Linked DNA regions of Homo sapiens: regions 1 and 2 are each linked to region 3. A link is a loop called in an ENCODE intact Hi-C map of the cell type or tissue named here. Cell type or tissue: PC-3. All regions are shown on one strand.

Region 1 (8,000 bases), 280 kb before region 3:
GTTGGAATAGGAATTCCTCATGCAGTTTGGAAGCTGACTTCAGCAAATTTTTATTTTAGCTAAAAAATGTCCAAAACTTGATGTACTTTATTCATCTGATGACAGAACAAGGCCAAGAAATATATTTTTATCTTCATGACCCAGTGCTTGGCCCAGATGTATTATTTGGCTGATGTAATGAACTGTTTGGTCTGTTTCCCCTGTTGCGTTTGTGTCTGATTTTTTGAGATGATCATTTAAGGTTTTAACTTTTATTCGGAAGCCTCTTCCTCCCTGAAATACCTTAGATCTTAAACTCTCCTACAAACATCAGCTGCAATCACAATGTCAAGTAGATGCTGTATAAACCTCTTGCAAGAGCGGTAAGGAAAAAAGGAATGTACAGATGAACAATATAAGAAATGAAAGAGGAGACATCATTACAGCTTTGACAGACATTAAAAAGATAAGAGGAAAGTAGAAAAAGTTTTATGCCAACAAATTCCATAACTTCCACGAAATGGACACGTTCCTAGAAAAGGGATACATAGCATGTGAGACATTTTAGCTAGGATCTCAGAGAGTTAAATCTCCCAACTGCCAAATCTAAGGGCACTTTTGGGGTTTTACCTTACCCTTCAGTGAATTTGACACTGCTGACTGCATCCTCCTTAAAATCTTCCTGTTTTGGCTTCCATGAAACACTGTTAGTAGTGTTTCTCCATGTAAACCTCGTTTCCCTCCTTTTTCCTTTCTGCTTAATTACAGAAATTCTGTAACTTTTTTTTTTTTTTTGAGACAGAGTCTCACTCTGTTGCCTAGGCTGAAGTGCAGTGGTGCGACACGGCTCACTGCAGCCTCGACCTCCCCATGCTCAGGTGATCCTCCCACCTCAGCCTCCTGAGTAGCTGGGACTAGAAGTGTGCACCACCACGCCCAGCTAATTTTTGTATTTTTCGTACAGATGGAGTTTTGCCATGTTGCCCAGGCTGGTCTTGAACTCCTGGGCTCAAGTGATCCTCTTGCCTCAGCGTCCCAGTGTTGGGATTACGGGCATGAGCCACTGCGCCCAGCCTCTGTGACTTTTTAAATTCCACATCTGCATACAGGGCTCTAACTACCATTTGTATGCTGATGGCTCCCAAATCTGCAGCCCCAATTGCTTCCTTGATTCTCGATTTGACTCAATATCCAACTTTTATCAAGACAATTATCTATGCTGGCCATTTATCAATGAGTCCCCGCTACCTCTCGGATGTGTTCAGACCCTTCAAACTCATTTCCTCCTTGTCTGCTATTAATACCCAGTTTTCATTTGGGAACTGTCCCTACCCCATTCTCAGTCCTTTTCAGTCAGGAAGAGTCCTCCTCCCCCTCAGCCTCTATATAAGCATGTGACCTGATTTTATCCCCTCCAGCCCATCTTCCACACTGTGAACAAATATATCTCATAATGGTGGTGGTTTTAAAGCCTAGGCCCAAGTCTTTGACACCCCTCCATAGAGAGGCGGGGTGTCCCCCATGAAATCTGGGCAGGCTTGTGACTGCATCGACCAGTAAAGCCCTGCAGAAGTGACACTGTGTGACTTCCAAAGTTAGGGCAGAAAAGTCCAAGTCCACACAGCTTCCACTGGTCCTGCAATGTTCATTCTCTGGGGGCCTCCTCTCAGGAAATTCCCTCTCAGAAGCCAGCTGTCATAGTGTGAAAAGTCCAAGTCACGTGGGGAGGCCATGTGTAGGCGCTTTGCTGACCCATCCTAGTTGACCCAGCTTTCAAGTTACCCCAGTCCAGGCAGGCTGAGATTCCTGAGAATCTTCTCAGAAGTGGATCCTCTAGCCCCAGCTGTTCCAGCTATCAGCCATTTCAGTCTCCCGAGCTGAGGCTCCAGATACAAGGAGCAAAGAAGAATTATCTTGGTGTGCTCTGTCCAAGCTCCTGACCACAGAATTTGTGATCAGAAAAAAATGGTTGTGTTAAGCTGCTAAATTTGGGGGTAATTTGTGACACAGTGATAGTAACTGGAACACTTATGCCACACCCCTGCTTAAAATGTTCCAGTGATTCTGCATCACCACCACCGAGATGAAGTCCAAATTCCTTTGCCATTCAGTACTAGATGCCTGTCCACCCCACCAGATCCATCTCCTGTCTCTGCCCACACAAGCCCTAGTGCCAGCCACACTGCAATTCCTGGAATCATCCCTACTTCCCTGGGCTCCCATGCCTTTGTATATTTTGTTGCTCTGCCTGGATGTCTTTCTGACATCCAAGATATTCAGCAAATCATCTGGAAAACTGGGGGATGCAAATCCACTGACGTCCCTGAAATCCTTTTTCTCCAGGAGGAATGATTGACTGGCCCTAAGACAGTTCAAGTGCTCTGCAAAAGAATATTCACAGAATGTGGGTTATTTTCTAGGTCTCTGAATAAAATACTGGTTATATAGAATTGATTCTGGAGCCAGATTGCCTGCATTCAGCTGCCAGCTCTACCACTGATTAGTGGGGGACTTTGTGCAGCCTGTTTAACTTCTCTGTGCTTCAATTGCCCCATCTGTAAAATGGGGTAATAAATAATCCTTACTTTGTAGAGTTATGGTAAGGATTAAAAGAGTTAAAATGTGTAAAGGGTTTTTAGAATGATGCCTGGCAGAGAGTGCTTGGGTAAATAAGTGTTTGTTGAAAATAAAACAAATCTGCAAATAGTTAACTGTAGTCATTGCTCAAGTCCCTTTGAGTATCGCCTTCTTTGGGACACCTCCCCGAGGCCTCCCCCACGCTAGCTGGCTTCACAGATAGGTCCATGTTGTCGCAGCACCTCCAGCACATCACAGCTGCAACATTCCTCACTGTTTCTGTAAGTCTATCTTTGTAGTTGTCAGTATCTCTCAGCTCATTTCTTAGATTCTTGAAGGCAGAGGCTGGATTTTACTCATTTCTCTCTCCCTGGAATCTAAGTCTTAGTAGGCCTTCAATAATTGTGTATTAAATGGAAGCTTGCTATGATTTTAACCAACACAGTAACTCCAGGCCAGAAAAGGCTAAGCGAGTTCTTCTAAGCCATACAGGTTTTAGTGGCTGAACAAAGACTAAAATTTTTAACCCTGTTCTTCTGACTGCCAAACCTAAGCTAATGACTCGTGTGTGTGTGTATCTGTGTATGTGTACACACGCATGTGTGTGTCCACCAGTATCATCACTAACCCCTGGCCATTTGCTTTTAAAATTATTTTATTCAGAGACTTATACAATAAGTATAAGTATACAATAACCCATGTTCTTTTAGCCTCTTCTGAGACCCTGGGTTGTTTATAATAATAATCACTATTATTCCTGAAGGGAGGCTATTGCACCCTTCCAATTATTCAGACGATTTGCTGACTGTCTGGATAATTCCGAAGCCTTTAACCCCTCCCTAACGTTAGAGGCGGTAACTTTCATCCGTTTACTTTTTCCAGGTGCGGAGGCGAAGCAGCCTTATTCAGAAAATCGAATTCAAACAGGACCTCAAGCTGCCGGCTGTTGCTTCTACCAACTGCCCCATTATTAACGCCAGACGGCGCTGTGTCCTCACTGGCTCTTTAACCACCACGTCGGGCTCACAGAAGGCTCAGGTTTCCTCCAGTATAGTTCAGGGGATGGTGAACGCTTCCCAACAAGCCTGCAACAGGCGCATTTCTTTCTGCTTTTGGTGCGTGTGTGTAGGGAAGTGTCCCATCTTTTAACTAGTCTTGCGGAGACCTGGCCTGGTGTTTGCAAATCTGTTTCCTCTATTATCGATCCGATCTCTGGATTGCTTTTTCTCTGACACTTGAAACAAATTCACTCCTATATATTTTTTAAGTGATTTTTTTTTTTTTTTTTTTTTTTTACAAAATAGAGCTGGGGCGGGGGGGGGGGGGTCTCGCTACGTTGCCCAGGCTGGTTTCGAACTCCTGGGCACAAGTAATTCTCCCACCTTGGCCTCCCAAAGTGGGGAATACAGACGGGAGCCACTGCGCTCGCCCCAAACAAAATCATTTAAATCACAATGCACTGAAGGCCGACTAGGTGTCAGGCGCCGCGCGGTCCGTCCCTTGTCCCCATGTCCCTGGCCAAAGGCTTGCTCTAGATCAGGGGACTCAGCCTCGAGGCTTTCCCGACGGTGTCAGCCAAGCACACACTCCCAGTTCGCAGGGCTTCGTGGTCAAGGTTCCTAGTTCACCTGTCTGGGAGGGCGAGGTGTGTCCACCCCTTCCAGCACCTGGGCAAACAGCTCCCTTTGCGGTCCTCTTCCACTGCTTTCCCTCCGCCCTGATTTTCCATTCCTTGTGAGCGGTGGTTTTGGTTGGGGGGAGGGGGCGGGGAAGGGGCCTGGCGAGGAGGGGCGTCAGAGCGCTGTCACCGGGTGTCGCGCCGCCCTCCCCGCCCCTCCGCCGGGCGTGTGGGGACGCCGGAGGGCGGGAGTCTCCGCGAGCCGCGCGGCGCACGGAGCACGGCGGCCGCCTGAGCTCGGCGCGGAGCCCGGAGCCCGCAGCCGACAGTCTCCTGCTCCCGTACGCTGGGCGCCAGCTCCGGCCGTGCTGCCCGGCTGCCTGAGAGCGCGCCCGGCCATGGAGCCCTCGCACAAAGACGCCGAGACGGCGGCGGCGGCGGCGGCGGTGGCGGCGGCGGACCCCCGGGGGGCGTCCTCGTCCAGCGGGGTGGTGGTGCAGGTCCGCGAGAAGAAGGGCCCCCTGCGCGCCGCCATCCCCTACATGCCCTTCCCCGTGGCCGTCATCTGCCTCTTCCTCAACACTTTCGTGCCGGGACTGGGTAAGACACGGCTGCCGCGACCCTTGCGACCCCCACCCCGCCGCGGGAGGGCGTGGGGGGAGAGAAGGGCGCGGCCGGAGACCTCCTGGCGGGGCCGCGCGCTCCAAGTGCTGCGACCACGCGCCACCGCCCGCTCCTGGCGTCCCCGGGCAGGTGGCAGAAGCGCGTGGAGTGTGCACCCCAGAGGGGAGAGGCTGCGCTGGGGTCTCCGACCCGCAGGCGGGGCCCCAAAGAGCCGGAAACTTTGCGGCCAATGTTGGAGCCCGCAGCGGCGGCCGGAATGGCTCTGCCGGCTTCGGAGTAGGGCTCCCGTCCCGGCGCCCCGATTTCTGCTCCTTCTCTCCGTCGTGTGCATCCGTCCGCGAGCCCACTTCCCCGAGAGGAATGGGGTCGGATCAGAATGAGCTCTAGGGCCTCGGCGGCGAGGATCAAACTCCCGGGCGTCGAAGTCAGCTGAGCCGGGGAAAGAGGACGAGCCGGGCTAGATATACCTGCAGCCCCCTTTGGTTCGCGGAGTGCGGACCGCGTGGGGACGAGAACTCTAGCCAGAGTCTCCTCCGCCTCATTCAGGGGTACCTGCACTTCCGCCAGCACCCCGCAGGGCGCCAGGGGGATGGGGGATGATTTTATTAGTTTGGATGCATGTGGCCAGAGATGAACCCATAGCTCCCTCGGATCCCTTCTGTTCCTGAGAAGTAGAGAGTGCGCCGATGTAATTCTGTGCAGGACTCCGGCAGCCGGCAGGGGTTCTGGTGGCATCTATGTCCCACGTTTTAAAGCAGAGGCCCCTTACAGAGATGGTGCAGGAGGGTGAATGGAGGCAGGGAATGAGAAGTTTTCCTGACCCTCCCTCCCTTAACTCCACCCCCAGGTCTCTGCCTGCACGCCCCTCCCCTCCTCCAGCTTGGCACTGGCTGCTCCTGCGTGCTGGGAGGTGCCCCCCTCTCCCGTGCCCGCCCGAAGAACCAGGCGCCCCAGTGCCCTCTCCGGGAGAAAGCGTGCCCCTGTCGGCGAGCCTGTTGCCAACGTATGGTTCCAAGTTCCCAAGAGCAGAGGCCAGCTGGAAGGGGTTTTCAGTTTGACTTTGGCCTTTCTCACGGTCTCCTCGCTCTTCGCCTGCTTAGCAGGGGCCTCTGCTGCGGTGACAGCCAAGGCCACAGCCACCCACGCAGGACCCGTTCACTTTCCCCTCCGAGCTTACTTGTCTTTCTACCCTAAGGGGCTGCTGCGGCCAGAGCAGCCTATCTGAGCAGTAAGTTAGGTGGCCTTTAGTTGGGCTTCTCTCTTCTGGGGTGCCTCCAGCAGCCTGTCCCCCTGGCTGGTGTCATCAGATCAGCTCTCTTTGCACATTTAGACACTGCAAGGAGGCCAGCTGGTGTTAATCTAGTTTTATCAGAAATTCTCACCTGCTGGAGTAAAAAGAGACTGCCTGCCCCTCCCTCTGGCGGATATGAAGATCCTCCTGAGCCAGCATGCATCTTGATCCACCTTTTTTTTTTTTTTTAAGTGGTGAGGTAAACGCCACCCTATGGTCTTTTGAGGAAACAAATGCATTGGTGCCAGGTGAGAGGGGCTGCACCAAGTCACTGCTGCACGAGGAAACCACCTTGTGGGAGACCAGCCCCAGGAGACAGCAGCTGCCCACGCATGTACCTGTGTGTACCCTCCCTGGTCTCCCTTCACTAGGTGCCTTTCCCAGCCTTAGCCCTGCTGCATTGACAGCATCGGCTGCAGGGCACCGTCCATTCCGCTGACCCCTGGCTCCTTGCCCTGGGGATCCAGCTTTTCCCTTTGTGAGATCAGAATCCTATGGGATTTTTGTGAAACAAACAAATAAACAAACAAACAAAACAAACCATTATAAGAAACCAGGAGAAAATAAAGGGAAGATATGCAAACCACAAAAGTAATAAAACAGGTGAGCTGTAGGTGCACAGATTTCTGAATTTTCAGTGACATAATCCTGGCTTTTTTTTTTTTAATTTTGCTTTGGTTGCTATTGTACAGTTTACTGGGTGCACAGGCTCCTGCTCCTCTCCACACGGAATGAGGGATTCCTGATCCTTGGTGGTGGTTCTCATCTGTAAGTCAGGCACACCTGTCTCTTGGCGTTGCTGAGAGGATGAAACGTGATTACATAAAGCCCAGCGTCTGGTGCATAGGAAGCTCTCTGGGGATGGTGGGTCCATCTTGCTCTTCTGCAGAGCTGAGCACTGGTCCCATCTCTGGGTGGGGGTCGCTGCAGCCAGGGCAGCACTGCCCTCTGGACCACTCAGAAGCAAAGGCTCTTTGAGTGCTTTTGATCCCTCTGCTCCCCTCTCCACCTGCAGTGGAGTCCCAGGCAACAAAGCAGCTCAGACCAATCTTGCAGGTGGTTTTATTGCCCCCCTTCCCCAGGAGTGGTTTAAATGGCCCCAGCTCTTGGAAATCTGCCACTTGGCCCAGATCCACTTCTCCAAGGCCTCCTGGCTTATCTGAAGCTCCCGGGACAACTGAATATTCATGGCTGATTCTGCTCTTTGATGAAATGCAGCTTCTTTCAATTCACTCATTCATTTGACCAACACAGGCACCTACCACATGCCAGGCATTGACTGGGGTTGTGATGATGAATAAATCAGTCAGGATGTCATAGACTGCTGAGGAAAATTGAGGCCAACTTTGTCTGAATTTGATAAGTGCTAGGATGGCAGCAGGAACAGAGTGTTGTAGCAGAAATTCTTCCTGGGGGCGAAGGAAGGGGGCTCAGAGAAAGCCTCCCTGAGGGAGTAGTGTTAGGTTAGAACTTGCTGAGAAAATCTATCACGTGTCCTCAGCACTTGCCATCCTCACTAAACTCCCATTCTGGAAACTGCCCAGACCACTGGCCCAAAGATCTTTTCTTTTTTTCTGGAAACTTCCTTCCCTGCAAGTCCTCTCCTGGATTGCAGATTGGATGAGAGGGCAGTTTTTGCTGAATGAAGGCTCGTTTTTTATTTTTATTTTTTCCCTTTGATGTAGGTGTCTCAGGTCCATCCAGTCTGCAGGACCAGCTGTGGAGAAGCCCCATCCTTAAAATTCCCCAGTGCCTTCTCCACCCAAGCAACAGTGCTCTCGGGATAACACTCATATCATGAGTGGGATGTGCTGTCTCCTAGGGAGTGGCTGGAAAGGAGAAGTGATTTATGATCACTCCAACTCCTCACTGAAACAATGAAAAACAATTTTTACAAGTGGACATTAGTAA
Region 2 (8,000 bases), 610 kb after region 3:
AAACAGCAGGGCATGGTGGTGCATGCCTGTAGTCCCAGCTGAGGTGGGAGGATTGCTTGAGCCCAGGAGTTCAAGGTTGCAGTGAGCTATGATCATGCCAGTGCACTCCAGCCTGGGTAACAGAGCGAGAAAAAGGAAAGGGAAGTGAAGGGGAGGGGAGAGGATGGGAGGGGAGTGGGGAAAGAGAGAGAGGAGAGAGGGAGAAAGAGAGAGAGGAGAGAGAGAGAGAGAGACAGAGAGAGAGAGAGAGAGAGAGAGAGACAGAGAGAGAGAGAAAAAGAAAGGCTTTAGCTGCCATCTTGCATCACCACGTGTGTGCGCCTAGTCTCAGCTGGTCCACCCAAGAGCCCCTGAGCACCAAGCCTAGTCCCCCGCGTGGCCCCTTATCCACTCTGAGAAGATGAAAGAAACAATCATGAACCAGGAAAAACTCCAAAGAACAATGATCCACTTTAACAACCCTGAAGTTCAGGCATTTCTGGCAGTGAACACTTTCACCATTACAGGCCATGGTGAGACAAAGCAGCTGACAGAAATGCTACGCAGCGTCTTAAACCAGCTTGCTGCAGTCAGTCTGACTAGTTTAAGGAGACTGGCTGAAGCTCTGCCCAAACAATCTGTGGATGGAAAAGCACCACTTGCTACTGGAGAGGATGATGACGATGATGAAGTTCCAGGTATCATGGAGAATTTTGATGAGGCTTCCAAGAATGAGGCAAACTGAATTGAGTCAACTTCTGAAGATAAAACTTGAAGAAGTTACTGGGAGCTGCCATTTTATATTATGACTGCTTTTCAAGAATTTTTTGTTTATGAATCTGATAAAATCTAGATCTCTAATATTTTTAAGCCCAAGCCCCTTGGACACTGCAGCTCTTTTCAGTTTGTGCTTACACACAGTTCATTCTTTACAGTTAATTAGGCCGAAGAAGCCTGGGAATAAAGTTTGAAACAAAGGTTAATAAAGTTCTTTGCCTAGAGGAAAAAAAAAAGAAAGGAAGGAAGGCTAGATTAGGGGCTAGGTGTGGTAGCTTATGCCTGCAATCTCAGCACTTTGGGAGGCTGAGGTGGGAGGATCACTTGAGCCCAGGAGCTTGAGACCAGCCTGGGCAACATGGCAAAACCCCATCTCTACTAAAAATACAAAATATTAACTGGGCATGGTGGTGAGCACCTGTAGTCCCAGCTACTTGGGAGGCTGAGGTGGGAGAATCACTTAAGCCCAGGAGGTCGAGGCTGCAAATGACCCATGATTGCACCACTGCATGCCAATGGAGGTGACAGAGCAAGAACCTGTCAAAAAAAAAAAAAAAGGAAAAGAAAAGAAATTCAATGTCTGGGCCAAGAATCCAGAATATTAACACTTTAATATTCATTTAAAGAAGAGGCTTTCCAGCACTTCACATGCCCATCCTGTAGGAAAGAGCAGAGCTCAGGAGACACAGTTCTTACCAGGCTCTCCCTGTTACAATTGTCCCGTCCATCTCAGCTCCCCAGGCTTGGATTGAATTTAGAATGTCTCCCAGCCTGCTCTCTCTGCCATGAGGCTTCCATCTGTTGGTCCCAGCTCTCTGTGGAAGTGTAATTCTTTCCTAAATGCAGCTCTGTTTTCTCCATCACCTACCTCCTCTGCCAAGGCTGCTTTCACAGGAGTTCCCCAAATACAGATCCCAGAGTATTTACACATCGAAATAAGCAAATGCTACAAGTTAGAGTTTTCTCCTCTCCCTTCCCCAGCCAACTCTGGTTACTAACATTTACCAGCATAGCACTGCATGCAGTTATAAATGTAGTAAATCATACTGCTATATATTTCTATATCCAGATCCTTCATATGGCATGGCTGGAAGATAAGGTTCCCAGTCAGAGCCACGATAGAAAGAGGGTGGATGGGTGGAGGCTTCGTTTCACCTAGGAATTTCCCCACGGGTAGTCAGCAAAAGTATGCTGAAGGAAAAGACAACAGACTTCCTAGGGCCTGGAGGAAGCACCTGTTTTCTAGGAAAAGTAATTTTCTTTTTTAAAATATATTTTTAGTAGAGATGGGGTTTCACCATTTTGGCCAGGCTGGTCTCAAACTTCTGACCTCAGGTGATCCGCCTGCTTCAGCCTCCTGAACTGCTGGGATTATAGGTATGAGCCACTGCACCTGGCCTCAGGAAAAGTAATTTTCTTTCTTTATTTTTTTTTTGAGACGGAGTTTGCTCTTGTTGCCCAGGCTGGAGTGCAGTGGCACAGTCTTGGCTCACTGCAACCTCTGCATCCCAGGTTCAAACAATTCTCCTGCCTCAGCCTCCCAAGTAGCTGGGATTACAGGTGCCCGCCACCACGCCCAGCTAATTTTTCTATTTTTAGTAGAGACGGGGTTTCACTATATTGGCCAGGCTGGTCGCGAACTCCTGACCTCAGGAGATCCACCCACCTTGGCCTCCCAAAGTGCTGGGATTATAGGCGTGAGCCACCGTGACCGGCCAGTAAAAGTAATTTTCTAACAGGTGAAGGAGATGAGTGGGTCTGTGTTCCTCAGAATGGGGACACTGGCTGGGTGGCTAGAGAGTGGCCCACTGAGGCAGGGCTGCCCCCAATAGGCAGTCTAGGTCCTTGCTCATCTGGCTGGCAACTCTCCCTGCAGTAGTGGGGATGTACCCAGACTAGGAGGATTGGTGAGAGCCCCAGACTCGGGATGTGGAGGGCTGGTTTCTGACTGTGACAGTTATGATGGTCCCCGGAGAGGGTAGGGGAAGAGGGAGAAGGCTGTGAGTTAACAGTGAAACACCCTGTAGCAATGGCCCAATGAATGAGGGATTGGCAGTGCCAAGTTCCTAAAGGAGCATTAACTGTGCTGGGGGCACGGATGCAGGCTCCCACAGAGGTGGAATGAACTGCCCTGGCAAGTCTAGGACCCGTGGAGCCCCACTGAGACTCCATCACCTTAACTCCAAAAACAGGAAAATGTTTGTAAATCAAATCCGCTCTGTTTTCTTTATTTCTCCAGATTTGTTTTCTTCTTGGACTCATTATCTTTATGGAAACTAGGTCGAATTGGATTCTTTTCTATTTCTATCAGCCATGTATAGCCCCATTAGCTTTCTAATACTGTTAGAGAGTCTTTCAATTATGTTAAAAATGGAGCCAAATTTGCCATTCTTAAAAACGTTTAAGCTTCCATGCAAGTTCCCTTGACCTGGTTTTCTTTTGTCCCCTTGGGACACGGAATTCCTGTTAATGATACCTTATGACACTGCAGAAGACAGGAAGACATTGATGTCAAAGGGCAGCTGACCCTTGAAACCAACAGACTGGAGAAGAGCCATTTTTCCCTTTCCCAGGTCACAAATGATGTGGGAGAGAAGTTGCCAAACACTGCCCTTGTGTGTTTTTTAAACATCAATTTAGGAAAGTATAGACACAAGGAAGAGAAAATTCAATACTAATTCAAAGAAATGTATTTAATTTGAATGTTGGATAAACAATAGCTCTGTCATGAGGTAATAATAAATTATATATTTCGACATCCAAATTTCGAAAACTTAGCCAGGTGTGAGGATGTGTGCCCATTGTCCCAGCTACTCCAAGGCTGAGGTGGGAGGATCGCTTGAGCCCAGGAGTTTGAGGCTGCAGTAAGCTGTGATCACACCACTGCACTCCAGCCTGAGTGACAGAGCAAGACTCTGTTGAAAGAAGGAAACAGAGAGCGAGAGAAGGAGGAGAAAGAAAAGAAAGAAAAGAAAGGAAGAAAGAAAGAGAAGAAAGAAAAGAAAGAAAAGAAAGAAAAGAAAGGAAGAAAGAAAGAGAAGAAAGAAAAGAAAGAAAAGAAAGGAAAGAAAGAAAGAAAGAGAGAGAGAAAGAAAGAAAGAAAGAAAGAAAGAAAGAAAGAAAGAAAAAGAGAAAGAAAGAAAGAGAAAGAGGAGGGGAGGGGAGGGGGGAGGGGAGAAAAAGAGAGGCCAAAAGCTGTGCTAAGGAGTCTCAGAACAACACCCCCAACCCATCCAAGCATTCTTAGGCTTAAATGATAATTATCCCAGATCTGGAGGTAACAGGGCAACCTGAAACCAATGCTCCTGTTTATAACATTCACCCCCAATCTGACTTGCCACAGTCTTAGGACTAAGGTCCTAGACCCAAATCTACGGTGTTGGGGTTGACGAAGACCATCTGATGGTTCTATTAAACCAACTTAGACCTTTCTGATCTTATTTAAAATGGGGGACGAGACCGTGCCTCTACCCCTAAATCGTTATGTCTATTACTGTGCTACCATCTAATGGCGAAGTGTATTAAAACACAAATGAAACCTACTCCAAGGAACACTGACTACCGTTAAATTTTTTTTCCTATGGCCAATAGTTATATCTCTCTATCTCTCCAGATAAGGCACCAAATTTTCTCCATCATTCATAAAAAATGCCCCCAGATTAAGATTTCTGGCAGGGAAAAAGTAATAAAGTCTAATTTACGCAGAAAAAAATTATGTAACATTAGGGAGGACAGAGGGATTTTTCTAAAACACTCTCAAAGTGTACAACATAAGACAAAACATTATTTTAAGATAGATATTGTTTAACTTTCTCATATATGAGAAGTTACTAATGGCAGAAATATTAACGCAGTATAGTTTGTGCAGAATGCATTACCGTCTTACAGAGAGGATAAAAATGAAGCCATCACCCTCTACAGAGACTATTCACCACCCTAAAAATAAAGTCTCATAGCAAAAATAAAGTTTGACTGTTACGTGATAAAAAAGATAGCGGATTACCAACATTTTTCCCTCTGCTCCTGCTGGCTAAGATTTCAGATTCCTATTACAACTTATTTGGGAATTTTCCTCCCAGGGCTAAATGTTAGAAGTGGGGATCATTTAGGGAAATGTAGTAGGCAATGAAAACAAAGAATTCTCCTCCCCACCCCTAAGCTCTTCCTTTTCTCTAAAAGGGCACAGGACATATATATTGGGGATTTTCTACTTCCTGAGCAGTTGCATTAATGTCACCAATAACTCAAACTTTAAATCACATCAGGAGACAGCCAGGTCCCCAAGAACTCCTGGGACACAGCCAGCTGGTCCACAGTGCATCGAGGCTTGCTGCAGAGCCCCCACAGAGTGGTCCCGTATGGGCTGGGAGGGTGACATGGACAGGTGACAACCAGACACTCAATCAGTTGGTAGGGCACAGCTGCCATGGGAACAGAGAGTGAGATGGGTAGGCAGAATTAGGACACCCCAAAACATGGCTTCGAACACCAGTTGTGCTGTGAAATTTTGAGACACGTATTAGTACACTTAAAAAAAATCTAGAGATGCAAATTTCAAGTTGATTTCCAACCAGGGCGTGGACAGGGTCACTATAAGAGCAGAGAATATAGCTTCTGGGTTGGGATACACACTGATGTGCCCCTTCCCAAACAGTGCCTCTCTTTCCCACAACTACTGGAGCACGGAGTAATGGAAATCGTGTACTGCTAAGTTATAAGCATATGTAAAAACACAAAACTGGGCCAGGCACAGTGGCTGGTGCCTGTACTTTCAGCACTTTGGGAGGCTGAGGTGGGAGGATTGCTTGAGCCCAAGGGTTTGAGACCAGTCGCTACTGAGGCAGCTGAGGCAGGAGGATCCCTTGAGCCCAGGAATTCTAGGCTGCAGTGAGTTATGATCAAGCCACTGCACTCCAGCCTGGGTGACAGACAGCAAACTTCTCTTCGAAAAACAAACTAACAAAAAAAAAAACAACTCACAGAACTGTACAAAACACCACATCTGTTCCCCTCTTGACCTTTATTTTCACCCCAGCCCACAGGTAAGATACAACCACCAGTCCTGTCTCCTAAATCAGTGGTTCTTAAACTGTTGTTCCCAATCAGCAGCATCAGCGTCCCCTGGGAGCTTGTTAGACATGCAAAGCCTGAGCCAGGTGCGGTGGCTCACACCTGTAATCCCAGCACTTTGGGAGGCCAAGGTGCATGCATCACCTAAGGTCAGGAGTTCGAGACCAGCCTGACCAACATGGTGAAACCCTGTCTCTACTAAAAATACAAAAATTAGCTGGGCGTGCTGGCACAGCTTGTAATCCCAGCTACTTGGGAGCTGAGGGAGGAGAATTGCTTGAACCTGGAAGGCAGGGGTTGCAGTGAGCCGAAATCGTGCCACTACACTCCAGCCTGGGCAACAAGAGTGAAACTCCATCTCAAAAAAAAAAAAAAAAGAAAAGAAAAAAGAAATGCAAAGCCTCAGGCCTCATCCCATTATTACTGAATCAGAAACTCTGGGGGTGGGTTCCACAAATTTGCATTTTAACAAGTTCTCTGGGTGATTCTGATACACACACGAGCTTGACAACTGTTCCAAATGCAGATGCTGAAAGCGCATACAAGGATGCAGTTTGTTGGCTAAAAGATGTCAAACAAGGGTGTAACCAAGTCTAGCTAAAACGTGAAGCTCTGGAATCAACACCTTCCTCCTGTAACTTCAACTCCCTCAAATGTCATATGATGTGGCGTTTTGGTCCAGACCACCCCAGCAGCTTTAGTGGGGTCAGCCCACCTCAAGAGCCTGGTTATTTTCTCCGGGAACTGAAGCAAAGTTGTTGGAACAAAGCTAGTAATCCGAGGTAGAGTTAAATAGAGAAGTCCTTGGGGACCCTATATCTCCCTATTTTGTTTTCTAATCTTTAGGATCAGTAGTTCATTTCCTAATCCAGCAAGAATGGTTGGCAAGTCTGGGCTGTTAGGTGGGAGAAACACCGCCCTGGAACACTGAGATCTCGTTGTACACAAAGGAAACAGCGTGGTCCTGCTAACAGCTTGGGAACTGAGATAGCAACAGAACCACCAACAGAACCCCGTGAAAAGAGGACAAAAAGCCATTTATCGTATGGTTGTTCTTTTCTGATAAATATGAAAGTTACAGAAAAGTCTAAATAATACTGTAACTGAAACCTATATTCCCACCACCTTGATTAATAACTGTTAACACTGTGTCAAATTAAACAGCAGTTTTGCAAAGCTGTGAAAAACTGCATCTGGCAGTGAGCTGGGAAACAAAGAGGAAAACAGCTAGAATAGGGAGAAATGAGCTAAGTATTTCTGAAATAATTTTTTAACAAAGAATGTCCCCATTCTTTTATCAGAAAACATTTCAAATATGAAGTTTCCACAGAGCCACTAATAATAGTTTGTAAATTTGCGTAGCTGGAGGCTGGAGAGTTGAAATTTACAAGTAATGAAGAGCAGAAAAATAGCTGTAGAGGAAGCCAGCTCGTTTCCTTGGGGAAAACAGAATATGCTTTAGGACAACCCCCTACCCTCTGAAGAGAGCAGGAAAGAAATCAGGCTGGTTCAACAGAAATCCGGCTGCAGATCAAGAAAGTGTGAGGCTTTCCCATCGCTGTTTATGGAGTTGAGGCCAAACGCTGGAAGACCCACAAGAAAGAACTGTTACCCAGGGCATTCCCTCGCTGGCTGACCTTGGACTATCTGCTTGGTGTTACCCATCAAAGCAGAGGGGCAGTAAGAACATGCACTGAAGTAAGAATCATGAGCTATTAGTGCTTCTACCCAGGGTGGGGAAAACATGGAAGTGTGGAGGCTGGAGGGCTGCTTTCCAGAGGACAAGGTCACAGGGAGCTGAGCTGGCCAAGGAGCAGGCAGGAAGGGCTGTCATCTTTGCTCTGATTCAACCAGTTTTACAGTCACCATGGCAGCCCCTGTGGCAACATCCAGAACTTCTGAAATGATAACTCCTGCAGCTCTGAGGGTGTGTCTTCTGTTCTTTGACAAGTGCATTCCATTGCTGAAGGGGAACAAAATTTAAAATATTTATCCTGGCTGGGCGCGGTGGCTCACGCCTGTAATCCCAGCACTTTGGGAGGCCGAGGCAGGCGGATCACGAGGTCAGGAGATCGAGACCATCCTGGCTAACACAGTGAAACCCCATCTCTACTAAAAATACAAAAAATTAGCCGGGCGTGGTGGTGGGCGCCTGTTGTCCCAGCTACTCGGGA
Region 3 (8,000 bases):
GGCGCAATCTCGGCTCACTGCAACCTCTGCCTCCTGGGTTCAAGTGATTCTCCTGCCTTAGCCTCCTCAGTAGCTGGGACTACAGGTGTGTGCCACCACGCCTGCATGCAAGGGTTTTTTCTGGGGAAATTGTGACAGAAATGTGGAAGGGAGCTGCAGGAGTCTGGGAGACCCATCCAGTGTGATGTGAGTCTGGCCCCACAGGAAGGGGAAGGTGAGAGTGGAGGGTAGACGTAGTCTGCCGACCCTGAAGTCTAAGGAAAGTTCAGCAAACCACCATGGAATCCTTGAGCCAAAGCTAGCGACAAAGGATTTCTGTCCCTAGGGGAAGCCTGGCTTTGGTGTGAGTGGCAGGAGCCCCTGGTCAATTTTGCTGCCCAGAGTTAGAGGTCTACAAGGTGCGTTCCCCTGGCCACCATGCTCCCAATCCTCATCTCATCTCTGGCCCACCTCTTCCGTTCCTGCTGTGCCAACCCAACTTACTCTTTCCCATATGTGAGTCTTTGTAAAGGCTGTTTGCTGTGCCCGAATTACTCATCTTCTCACCTCCCCTGTCCCCTTTCCCTTCCCCCAACTCACTGATACTTCAGCTGAAACATCACTTCCTCCAGGAGACTACCCCATCCGTCTCCCACGTGCTCCCACAGCCTGGATCCTTCTCCATCCACATTCCTCATCTCCTGTGTTTAATGCCTAACTCCATCCTCAGATGTGAGACTTTAGCAGGCAGGAACTGTGACTATTTTATCCACTGCCATATCCCCAAAGCCTGGCATATAATAAGTGCTCAGTAAAATATTCATTGTTGAGCCAGCAAGGTCACCTGAGTCTGGCAGATGCAAGGAAAGAATGTCACAGTTTTGAGAGTAGTCAACCATGGAGGCTCGGAAAAGGGAAGCATGGAGGCAAACTGGCAGAGTCCATCCAGGCATTAGCAGTCGGTTGAGCTCAACATCATGAACGCTGATTTGTGCCATAGAGCATCTACTATGTGCTAGGTGCTGGTAGCTAACCAATGAATAGAACCTCTTAAAGTGTAATATGGCACGGGTACGACTAGCTGGGGCCATGGTCGCAGGTGGTAAAGGAATTTACCAAGACAGTTGTAGGTAAAGAAAGGCGGATTATAAGAGGAAGTATGAAAATACCTTGCAACGTTGCAATGGGCAGCACAGCAGAGAAGCGTCTGTCTGCCAAGAGGTGGGGGCCTGGAGGGAAATTTTACAGGGCCGTGCTGGAGGGGGCTATGTGCTGAATGAGGACATTGTGCCCCCAGAACAGGCCATTGTTTGTGATTCTGATTTGTGTTTCTCAGAATGATTGTTCATTGTTCTTCCCCACCTGGGGCCCCTTCCTCTTGTTGCTTACTTATCTAATCAGGACTTCACCTAAGGAATTGTGTAGTCAGTCTAGGGGAGAGACAATGCTGTCAGCCTACTAAAAACCAACTCTTCCAGCAGGTGTATGTGCACCTATTGTTAAAGGTGATGGCAATAATATGTAACTGATATTACAACAGTTGGTCTGATGTGGCAAAGACACTGACAAATTTGAACAGATGCCAGTCATTAATAACTGGTGTAGCCATGGGGAAGATTCCAGCTGAGTATTGGCTGACTGAATGCAGGCAGAGAGCCGTGCCATTTCCACTGGAATCTACCTCTTGCCATACTTGTTCTGACCCATGACCACCAAGGAAAGCCCCCGGCGCCCTGCCCCTGCCTGTTTGGTTGGTCATGCGGACACAAATATCTGATCTTATTTCTCATTTTAAGTGATGGCTTTATGCATCATTCTCTTGTGAGCTTCTTGAGTCCCCGCACCACAGAGCCATGGACAAAATAGAGTTTCTCGGCATGCAAGACCAAGGTCTGAAACCTGGGCCCTGGTACCTACCTTCTTTAGGGCCAGGCCAACTTGTGAGCCCCCTTCCTACAACCCCAGACCTCTCTGTGCTGACAGACAGCTCTCTTTGATGGCTGCCATTGGCACTGGGGAGTTGATACTTGAATGGGGGCGGGTGGGGTGGCCTCTCAGACTGTAGGCTCGGGAGTAGCCCTTCCAAGAGGCTGACCCTGATAGTTGAGTCAAACTGGTGACAGAATTGATGTGAGAGCTTGACAGCAGACCTAGGGCAGATAGCTAGGGGCTGCTAACCAGAGACTTAGTAATTAGCATGCAAATTGAGCAAGAAGGTGATCAAAGCTGGGAAGTGGAGGAAATTAGATGTCTGCTTCTGCCGGCATTCTCATACACGCTGAAGAGGCAGTAGTTTGTCCAGCTGTGTGTCTTAAAGATACCATCTGTGTCAGTCTCAGAGGTGCCAGGAGCCCCTCTCCCAATTACCTGTCATCTCTGCATCAAATTCTCCAAAGTGGATTTTGTTGTGGTTGTTGTTGTTGTTGTTTTGAGATGGAGTCTCGCTCTGTCGCCGAGGCTGGAGTGCAATGGTGCGGTCTCGGCTCACTGCAACTTCCGCCTCCCGGGTTCAAGTGATTCTCCTGCCTCAGTCTCCCAAGTAGCTGGGATTACAGGCGCCCGCCACCGTGCCTGGCTAATTTTTGTATTTTTAGTAGAGACAGGGTTTCACCATCTTGGCCAGGCTGGTCTTGAACTCCTGACCTCGTGATCCACCCGCCTCACCCTCCCAAAGTGCTGGGATTACAGGCGTGAGACACTGCGCCCGGCCTCCAAAGTGGATTTTTGCTCAATATGTTCTATTCCCAGCTGTCTCAGACATGGGTGGGGTAATGACTGATTCCTAAATCCGTTGACCTCAGCTTTTTTTTTGACACAGGGTTTCCCTCTGTCGCCCAGGCTGGAGTGCAGTGGTGCAATCACATCTCACTGCAGCCTCAACCTCCTGGGCTCAAGCAATTCTCCCAGCTCAGCCTCCTGAATAGCTGGATCTGCAGGCCCGCACCACCATGCGTAGCTACATTATTTATTTATTTTGTAGAGATGGGGTCTCCCTATGTTGCTCAGGCTGGTCTCATACTCCTGGGCTCAAGCGATCCTCCCGCCTCGGGCTCCCAAAATGCTGGGATTTACAGGCATGAGCCGCCAGGCCCGGTGACCTCAGCTTTTACCCAGCACCATCAAAGCAGGACGCACTGCACAAACCTGAACATTAGCTGTTGTCTAGCTGCCGGAGTATGCCTGGGGAACAGTCACAGTTGTTGCAGCTACACAGCATGTGTGCGTTTGTGAGTCTGGAGTTGGAGTTGAGTGAGACCCTGATACTAGGGAAAGAGACGGAAAGCCAGACTCTTACTTAAGGGCTTCTATCGCAGGAGGGAAGATTTCTTCCAAGAGCTCAGTGCAATAAATGAAAGAAATTTAGAAGGCTGCCAGGCTCAGGGCAGCCCCGGAGCATCAGAAGTAGGAGGCTGAGGGTCGGGAATGGGGAGCAGGGGTTAGAACTGAGGAAGCAGGGGTTAGAACTGAGGGGTTGCTGAAGACACCACCACGTTTCAGAACTCAGGATAGGGCCTGCCTGGGGACTCGCACAGAGGAGAAGGAACCGGTAGTCTAAAATACTAAAACGTGTGGAATTCCTGCATGGAGGCTTCCTACTGGGAGTGTAAAATTTCTGTGAGAACTGTAAGAAGTAAGCAAACAGCATCAGAGGACATGAGCCCCGTGGAAAGTGCCTCAAAGTGTGGTTTGAGGATTACCCGCCTGAGACTCCAAAGAGGTGTTTGCCAAAAAAGGCAGATTCTTGGGCCACACCCGGCTCTATGGAGTGGGAAGCGCTGAGGGTGGGGCCTGGGCGCCTGCTCTCAGAACTGGTGCCGCTGAAAGCTTGCAGAGCCCAAACGCTGCGAGGAGGTCGCACCAGCAAGTGAGGAAGCAGAAGGGATGGCTTCCTGCGCCTCCCACACAATTTTCAACTTTTCAGGAAGTACCATAGGAGAAGTCAAGGTAGATGAATACGTTTTTCTTTGGTCCCTAGCATTTTTCTTTTAAAATTTTATTTTCCTTTTGAAAAAGAATGTGAGAACAAAGTCTGAGAACGAATGTGAGAACGAATCTCGAAACGTGAGAAAAAGGCCTTCTTCCCCCCCTCCACCTCCCCTGCGTGGTCCTTGGGTGCTCTGTGAACGGTGACCCCACCCTCACAGGGACCCTGACTCCTGAGGGGTCACCACTCATATCCTGTGAGAGACTACGCTATTCCCTGATTCAGCGGGGTCTCCAGGTCTGAACGCCCAAGGCCAACACAGAGGCCTAAAAATAGAGCCCGGGAGGCCCAGTCAAACCGGAAGAGAGCCAGAGGCCTCCCTGGAGTCCCGAAGACGATCTGAACCAAGGAGCCCAGCGCCCTCTAGCGGGAGACAAGCTGCTTCGCGGCCCTGGTCTCCGGTCAGAGGCACTGGGCTGGGGCTGAGCACTCCGAGGCGGAAACCAAAGGGTGTGCCCCTGGGGACACCGCCTCAAGACCCCTGACTGAGGCTCCAAAAGGAAAAATTGTGCCACTTGTGTTTTACGAACTTCAACGTAATTGTAGGATACATTGCTGTAATGTATAATGTTGTAATAATGATTACCTTCTATAACCACAGATTTTTATATTTATTTATTTATTTATTTTTGAGACAGAGTCTTGATCTGCCACCCAGTCTGGAGTGCAGTGGCACGATCTCAGCTCACTGCAACCTCCGCCTCCCGGGTTCAAGCAATTCTCTGCCTCAGCCTCCTGAGTAGCTGGAATTACAGGCGCCTGCCACCATGCCCAGCTAATTTTTGTATTTTTTGTAGAGACGGAGTTTCACCATCTTGGCCAGGCTGCTCTTGAATTCCTGACCTCGTGATCCACCCGCCTCGGCCTCCCAAAGTGCTGAGATTACAGGCGTCAGCCACCGCGCCTGGCCGACTTTTATTTCTTTACTTATTTACTTATTTATTTATTTTCTGAGATGGGGTCTTGCTCTGTCGCCCAGGCTGGAGTGCAATGGCGTGATCTCAGCTCACTGCAACCTCTGCCTACTGGGTTCAAGTGATTCTCCTGCCTCAGCCTCCCCAGTAGCTGGGATTACAGGCACGCACCACCATGCCCGGCTAATTTTTGTATTTTTATTAGAGATAGGATTTCACCATGTTGGCCAGGCTGGTCTCAAACTCTTGACCTCAGGTGATCCACCCTCCTTGGCCTTCCAAAGTGCTGAGATTACAGGCGTGAGCCACTGCCCCTGGCCTAGCATCACAGACTTTAGACCCTTTTCATTACTTCTCAGTGAGACCAAGGTTCCTATCACTAAATTCACATGCACATAACATATAACCTGGAAGGGTACCCAAGCACCTCCGACAGCTGCACCAAGATTCCATCTGGGAAAGCTGTTCTCTGGGGGAACATACAACTTTGGGATGGGTGCTCAGGAGCCTTAATAGCAGAAAAGGACCCCTTGCAAGTCAGAAAATTTGGCTGAATCATTCCAGGCACTCTCTGAGGGGGCAGATGTCTCTGCTGGCTAATTGTTCCCCCACCTGAAGACATCAACTCAGTTTTCCCTAAGTCAGAGAGAAAACATACTCCTACTGTACATATTTCGAGAAAGGAAATATACAGCTGAACACTGAAGTGCCCAGTTAGGCTTTGAAGAAAAGGATTGTGGCCGAAAGACACCAGGCTTTTAATAAAAGCTAAAAAGCAAAAGTGTATACCACCTCACACCCATGCGGATGGTGACTATTAAAAAACTAAAGAAAGAAAGAAAATAAGTGTTGGTGAGGATGGAGAAATTGGAACTCTTGTCCTCTGTTAATGGAAACGTAGAATGGTACAGCTGCTGTGGAAAGCAGTATGTCAGTTCCTCAAAAAATTAAAAATGGAATGACCATTCAATTCGGCAATTCCACTTCTTTTTCTTTTTTTTTTTTTTTTGAGACGGAGTCTCGCTTTGTTGCCCAGGCTGGAGTGCAGTGGCACAATCTTGGCTCACTGCAACCTCTGCCTACCAGGTTCAAACGATTCCCCTGCTTCAGCCTCCTGAGTAGCTGGGATTACAGGCACCTGCCACCACGCCCGGCTAATTTTTGTATTTTAGTAGAGACGGGGTTTCACCATGTTGGCAAGGCTGGTCTCAAACTCCTGACCTCATGTGATCCGCCTGCCTCGGCCTCCCAAAGCACTGGGATTACAGGCGTGAGCCACTGCGCCCGGCCCCAATTCCACTTCTGAGTGTGTAACTACAAAAATTGAAAGCACAGTCTCAAAGAGATAGCTGCACACCTTTGTTCATAGCAGCATCATTCCGAATAGCCAAAAGGTGGGGGCAACACAAATGTCCCTCAACAGAACAACAGATCACCAAAATGTGGTGTATACCCACAAAGGAATATGATTTGCCCTTTAAAAGGATGGAAATTGAGCCGGGCATGGTGGCTCATGCCTGTAATCCCAGCACTTTGGGAGGCTGAGGTGGGTGGATCCCTGAGGTCAGGAGTTCGAGACCAGCCTGGCCAACATAGTGAAACCTTGTCTCTACTAAAAATACAAAAATTTAGCTGGGCATGGTGGCGGCGCCTGTAATCCCAGCTACTCAGGAGGCTGAGGCAGGAGAATCGCTTGAATCTGGGAGGCGGAGGTTACGGTGAGCCGAGATCATGCCATTGCACTCCAGCCTGGGCGACAAGAGCAAAACTCTGTCTCAAAAAAAAAAAAAAGATGGAAATTCTGCTGGCACGGTGACTCACATCTGTAATCCCAACACTTTGGGAGGCCAAGGTGAATGGATCATGAGGTCAGGAGTTCAAGACCAGCCTGCCTAACATGGTGAAAGCCCGTCTCTACTCAAAATACAAAAATTAGCCGGGCATGGTGACATGAGGCAGGATAATCGCTTGAATCTGGGAGGTGGAGGCTGTGGTGAGCCAAGATTGTGTCACTGTACTCCAGTCTGGGCAACAGAGCAAGACTCTGTCTCAAAAAGAAAAAAAAAAAGGATGGAAATTCTGACAAATCCTACAACACAGATGAACCTTGAGAACACATTACACTAAGTAATTTAGGTCAGACACAAAAAGATAAATACTGTGTGAGCCCACTTATATGACATACCTAGTCATGAAAATCATAGAGACAGACAGCAGAATGATGGCTGCCAGGGGCTGGGGGGAAGAGAATGGGAGTTATTGTTCAATGGGGATGGAGTTTCAGTTATGCAAGATGAAAGGTTCTGGAGAACTTTGAGTGATAATGATGTGTCAGTGTAGGTTCACTGATCATAACGAGTGCAGCACTCTGGTGGAAGATGTCAAGCAGGGGATCTGTGCACCTGTGGGGATAGTGGGCACATGGGAACTCTGTACTCTGCTCTCAATTTTTCTGTGAACCTAAAACTGTTCCTTTAAAAGTTGTGACACTAAACTGCTCTTTAAAAAGTTTAATAATTTGTCTGGGCGTGGTGGCTCACACCTGTAATCTCAGCACTTTGGGAGGCTGAGGCAGGCAGATTACCTGAGATCAGGAGTTCGAGACCAGCCTGACCAACATGGAGAAACCTTGTCGCTACTAAAAATACAAAAAATTAGCAGGGAGTGGTGGCGCATGCCTGTAATCCCAGCTACTTGGGAGGCTGAGGCAGGAGAATTGCTTGAACCCGGGAGGCGGAGGTTGCGGTGAGCTGAGATTGCACCATCGCATTCTAGTCTGGGCAACAAGAGCAAAACCCTGTCTCAAAAAAAAAAAATGTTTAATAATTTTCTTTAAAAAGTTCTAGAGATGGATGGTGGTGATGGCTGCACAATAATGTAAATTTCCTTAATACTATTAAAACTGTACACTTAAAATGGTTATGATAGTAAATTTTATGTGTATTTTATCACAATTAAAATTTTAAAATAAATAAAGTAAAAAACAAAAGGCGGAGGGACAGATAGGCTAGAAAGGGACTGTAATTTAATAACCAGAGAGTACTGCGCATTTAGAAATGTCATCAATAGGAGTTATAGTCATTTGGGGATATATATTTTTAAGTATTTTATATTAACATGAA

Evidence for each region. Hi-C counts contacts between places; a loop is a spot of excess contacts. Peaks named below come from ENCODE experiments on the same cell type or tissue, not always from the same donor. Only the 100,000 strongest peaks of a DNase experiment are listed, where the experiment ranks them.
Region 1: it touches region 3 in a loop (5-fold over the local background); 54 of 110 quality-filtered maps call a loop at or near these places.
Region 2: a loop joins it to region 3, with 3 times the contacts of the local background. A loop is called at or near these places in 13 of 110 quality-filtered maps.

The regions. Positions count from the first base shown.
Region 1 is chr1:226,544,333-226,552,332 of GRCh38, forward strand. STUM (stum, mechanosensory transduction mediator homolog) reads left to right here and starts at 4,432. Exons shown (of 4, transcript NM_001003665.4): 1 at 4,432-4,774. The coding sequence starts at 4,573. RefSeq lists a silencer at 3,416-3,710. In PC-3, CTCF peaks have their summits at 3,528 and 6,284; DNase peaks (open chromatin) are centred at 3,579 and 6,249; H3K4me3 peaks cover 2,198 bases; H3K27me3 peaks cover 3,617 bases.
Region 2 is chr1:227,433,628-227,441,627 of GRCh38, forward strand. It overlaps the pseudogene BTF3P9. Among named protein-coding and RNA genes, the nearest start is that of LINC01641, 44 kb to the left of the region's middle. In PC-3, CTCF peaks have their summits at 4,258 (motif pointing left) and 4,461; DNase peaks (open chromatin) are centred at 4,234 and 7,694; H3K4me3 peaks cover 645 bases.
Region 3 is chr1:226,823,922-226,831,921 of GRCh38, forward strand. It overlaps LOC124904530 (a long non-coding RNA gene), which reads left to right and starts at 3,779. Exons shown (of 2, transcript XR_007066909.1): 1 at 3,779-3,924. RefSeq lists enhancers at 1,188-1,327, 4,167-4,461. In PC-3, a CTCF peak has its summit at 4,335 (motif pointing left); a DNase peak (open chromatin) is centred at 4,330; H3K27ac peaks cover 865 bases.